Linked DNA regions of Homo sapiens: region 1 is linked to region 2. Evidence: chromatin loops called from intact Hi-C (ENCODE). Cell type or tissue: PC-9. All regions are shown on one strand.

Evidence for each region. Hi-C counts contacts between places; a loop is a spot of excess contacts. Peaks named below come from ENCODE experiments on the same cell type or tissue, not always from the same donor. Only the 100,000 strongest peaks of a DNase experiment are listed, where the experiment ranks them.
Region 1: it touches region 2 in a loop (14-fold over the local background); 2 of 110 quality-filtered maps call a loop at or near these places.

The regions. Positions count from the first base shown.
Region 1 is chr5:142,361,636-142,364,135 of GRCh38, reverse strand. All of the region lies in intron 3 of SPRY4-AS1 (SPRY4 antisense RNA 1), which reads right to left. Among named protein-coding and RNA genes, the nearest start is that of SPRY4-AS1, 38 kb to the right of the region's middle. RefSeq lists enhancers at 1-528, 529-1,248, 1,038-1,332. In PC-9, no CTCF peak of the experiment used is centred here; a DNase peak (open chromatin) is centred at 1,185; H3K27ac peaks cover 1,930 bases.
Region 2 is chr5:142,526,270-142,528,769 of GRCh38, reverse strand. No RefSeq gene overlaps it. Among named protein-coding and RNA genes, the nearest start is that of FGF1, 160 kb to the left of the region's middle. In PC-9, no CTCF peak of the experiment used is centred here; no DNase peak of the experiment used is centred here; H3K27ac peaks cover 1,575 bases.

The sequences.
Region 1 (2,500 bases), 160 kb after region 2:
AGCCTGGGTGACAGAGCGAGACCCTGTCTCAAAATAAATAAATAAAAATAAAAGCTTCAGGTGGACAGAGCTTCATCAGGACCTCATCTGAATGGTCCAGCATTAGAGGGCAGAGTACCCTAAGCCCTCTTCTCTTGCCTTCCCACCCCTTTATCCTTTTCCTCTCCATAAATAACAACCAATGTTATAAGGGTTTGCTGCGTGCAAGGCACGGTGCTGAATACCTGGCACATATCTTTTTTTTTTTTTAAGACAGGGTCTCGCACTGTTGCCCAGGCTGGAGTACAGTGGCATCACAGTTCACTGCAGCCATGACCTCCCTGGCTCAAGCCATCCTCCTGCCTCGGCTTCCTGATTAGCTAGGACTACATGCACACACAACCACACCCAGCTGATTTTTGTATTTTTTGTAGAGACAGGGATCTCTCTATGTTGTCCAGGCTGGTCTTGAACTCCTAGGATCAAGCAACCTGAACATACGTTATTTCACTCTCTCATTAAACCTGTCAGGCACTGTGATGATCCCATTTAACCAATGAAGAAATTGAGACTCAGAAAGGGTTATAGGACTTGCCCAAGCCAGTAAGGGGCAGAATCAGCAAACCAAGGTCCATTGGGCCTACAGCCCAAGCTCTCCACTACAAGTTTCCTCTTTTCTTTTTTTTTTTTTTTTTTGAGGCGGAGTCTCGCTGTCTCCCAGGCTGGACTGCAGTGGCCTGATCTCGGCTCACTGCTAGCTCCGCCTCCCGGGTTCACGCCATTCTCCTGCCTCAGCCTCCTGAATAGCTGGGACTACAGGCGCCCGCCACCACGCCCGGCTAATTTTTTTTTTGTATTTTTAGTAGGGACGGGGTTTCACCGTGTTAGCCAGGATGATCTTGATCTCCTGACCTCATGATCCGCCCGCCTCAGCCTCCCAAAGTGCTGAGATTACAGGTGTGAGCCACCGTGCCCAGCCCCTTCTTTTTTCTTTCTACTGTTTACTGCTTATCCTCTGCACAGGCCAAAGGCCTCTCCCTCACCCTAAACCAGGCCCTGTACCTGTGTGGGTTTGGGGGCTACTCAGTAAGGCCCTTCAGGTGGAGGAGTTACTGTTTCTGAGATTTCTCAAGAACAGGAAACTTCCCCTTGCTGCCTGCAATAAATCCAAGCCTGCCTTCCTTTGTGATTTCACCCCGGGAGCAACACTCCAGCATGACTCATCACTGGGCCGGCAGGAGATCTCCTCTGGAGACTAGAGGTGACCTTGGCCAGGCACTCACATCCTGTGCCTGTTTTCCCGTTTGTCAAGTGGACAGCCCCAGCCTCCCCACCAGGCTTGTTGTGAACTATATGGCTGAACACAAAGCTTGTAGAAAATAATTTTTGAAACAGAATCTAAAATACTGACAATTACTCTAACTTCAGCCTATGTCCCACACACCAAACCAGGATCTAAATCCTTCCCAACCTTAATCCTGGCTGCAAGAGTTCTCCTGCACTCCTGCTGCCTTCTTGGTGTATGGTCGAACTAGGATTACTGGAAAAAAGACAGCTGACAGGGACAATAACCCGTTTTCCAAATGCGATGGGTCACTCCTCCTTCGGCTCCCCCATCACCCTATATTATAAGCACTTAGTTAATATCAGCTAACATTAATGAAACCCTGATTGAATATGTAAATTTATATTGTTTTGCTCTGGCAGGGCGCAGTGGCTCATGACGGTAATCCCAGCACTTTGGGAGGCAGAGGCAGGCAGATCACCTGAGGTCAGGAGTTTGAGACCAGCCTGGCCAACATGATGAAACCCCGTCTCTACTAAAAATACAAAAACTAGCCGAGCCTGGTGGCGCATGCCTGTAATCCCAGCTACTCAAGAGGCTGAGGCAGGAGAATCGCTTGAATCTGGGAGGTGGAGGCTGCAGTGGGCCAAGATCGCGCTAGTGCACTCCAGCTTGGGTGACAGAGTGAGACTCTGTCTCAAAAAGAAAAAAAATTATTTATATATATATACACATATACATATATATATACATATATATACACGTATATATATATATGTATATATATAGTTTTACTCATGTAACCCCTTATTACTAGACCCACTTTGCAAATAAGAAAAATTAAGTTTCAGACTGGTTGATTACAGAAACTCAAAGGTCACACACAGCTGGCAGGTGTCAAAGCCCAGATTCAAGATCGGGTCTGTCAATCTACACACTGTACTGTCTTCACTTTGTTTTAAAATTACAAATCCCGGTACTACTCCCTAGCCACTTTCTCTGCTTTATTTTATTTTATTTTTTGAGATGGAGTTTCGCTCTGTTGCCCTGGCTGGAGTGCAATGGTGCAATCTTGGCTCACTGCAACCTCCACCTCCTGGGTTCAAGCAATTCTTCTGCCTCAGCCTCCTAAGTAGCTGGGATTACAGGCATGCGCCACCATGCCCAGATAATTTTTTTTTATTTACTAGAGACATGGTTTCACCATGTTGGTCAGGCTGGTCTCGAACTCCTGAC
Region 2 (2,500 bases):
CTTGCCCAAGGGATCAGCCATAAGTCTGATCAAGCCTCTGAATCAGTTGCCAATTTGCAGGAAATAAAAAGGACATAGGCAAACACGCTGAAGTGCACCATGGGATCGAAATGGACCAATTCCAGACCGTGGGCAACTCTACGGGTTGAGTACCTCTAATTTTTCAACAGATAAATTCTTTTTTTTTGAGACGCAGTTTCGCTCTTGTTGCCCAGGCTGGAGTGCAGAGGGGCAATCTCAGCTCACTGCAGCCTCCGCCTCCGGGGTTAAAGCAATTCTCCTGCCTCAGCCTCCCAAGTAGCTAGGATTACAGGTACCCGCCACCATGCTCAGCTAATTTTTTGTAATTTTAATAGAGACGGGGTTTCACCATGTTGGCCAGGCTGGTCTCTAACTCTTGGCCTCAGGTGATCCCCTTGCCTTGGCCTCTCAAAGTGCTGGGATTACAGGCGTGAGCCACTGTGCCTGGCCTCAACAGATAAATTCTAAGGAAAAGAAAAGAATGGTGAGAAATCTGTTAAAGAATCTTTTAAGAAATTGTTTTAAGAGGGAAAGACCAAGCTGTAGTATATAGGAATACATATTTGGGTGATAAAACTATTTTCTAAACTATGAGGAAGTGATTAAAGTCGGGCCAGCAGGAACTTTCTGGGGGAAGGAAGGAGTAGGATTGGACAGAGCCCAGGGTGGACCTTCTGGAGGAGGCAGCTCAGTTATGTTTGTGGACCTGGGAAGGGTTTGCCTTAGAATAATTCATTAAACTGTATATTTGTTTTGTAAGATTTTCTGTTTCTGGCTTTTTGTTTGTTTACAATACAAAGGGTTTTTACAAAGAAATAATTCTGAAAAGCAGGAAGTGAAAAAGTGAAACAATTATAGCTAGAGAGGTCTTCTCATACTGTTTATGGTTAGAGAAGCTGAAATAAGAAGCTGAACTCTGCTAGAGAGGCAAACAATACGGGCAGTTTACCTAGAGTGATTTTTCATAAGGGTAATCATCTTTTTGGGGAGGAAACAAATTAGAAGGGGATTAAGCAGTTTAACAGATGTGCAGAGAAAAAGGCTAGAAAAGGTATATACGGCATTTGCCTAGAAAGGATATACAAGGTATTTGCCATGGCATATTTTGAAATAAAGCATTATGAATGTTATTTATATTAATTCATGTTCCTTATCTAATGGTTCAACAATGTACATATATTGATTTTGTGAAACAAACCATTATTTTTCTTTTAAACTGGTTAACACCAGTCAGTAGAGTGTTTCTCTAGGTCCTGGTGGACACAACCCCTGTAGCAGTCTTAGATCCTGAGCCTGTCACACTCTGCCCCAGGCATTAAGAGCGTCCCATTCACACCCTTGGCTTGGATAGGTCCTTGCCCACAAGGAAACCTTTAGGTCATCATTTGGCTTCCCATATTACTGTCTTTCAGGGAGAGAATGCATTGAAGAGCTAATGTGAGCATTCCTGTGTATTTCATAGTAATATTTCTCACTGTAAATTAATACATGTTAAAGTACTTGTAGAAGGATTGGCTTAGGTCAAGAAGATGAACACTACTTTCTCTGAAAACCATGAGAAGGATAAATGATGAGATTTATTATTTTATACTTTAAAACCCTGGTCTATTTTTCTTCTGGACATTAGGATGAATCATCTGCTGAGTCCAGGGAAGGCTGGAACAGCTGCAAAAGGCAATGAGAAAGGGCTGAACCAAACACAGGTGAAGGAATTACTTCCTAACCCTCCAGATCCTACCTTGCACTGTCTATGCTGGCTCACCAGATCACCAAAAGGCACCCAAATTCCTGATTCAGATTCAGCTAGGACATACTAACACACTTAGAAATGCCATTCCCATCCAAGCTTAAATATTCACATACATATGTTATATATATAAATATATATATTTTTTGAGACATTTTCTATTGCCCAGGCTGGAGTGCAGTGGTATGATTTCAGCTTACTGCAACCTCTGCCTCCAGGTTCAAGTGATTCTCCTGCCTCAGCCTCCCCAGTAGCTGGGATTACAGGCATGCACCACCGCACCCGGCTAATTTTTGTATTTTTTTTTTTTTTTTTTTTTTTTGTATTTTTAGTAGAGACAGGGTTTCACCATGTTAGCCAGGATGGTCTCGATCTCCTGACCTCGTGATCTGCCCATCTTGGCCTTCCAAAGTGCTGAGATTACAGGCGTGAGCCACCGCGCCCGGCCTAATTTTTGTATTTTTAGTAGAGACGGGATTTCACCATGTTGGCCAGGTGGGTCTCAAACTCCCGACCTCAGATGATCTGCCTGCCTTGGCTTCCCAAAGTGCTGGAATTACAGGCATAAGCCACCGAGCCTGGCCAATATTCACCTATATTCTTTCCTAATATATTTGTGTATGGTTTCATGTTTCAAATTTAAATCCTTAATTCTTTTAGAATTTGTTTATATTTATTACGTAAAGTAAAAATCTAATTTTATTTTTCCAAATATTAGTTTGTCAACACCAT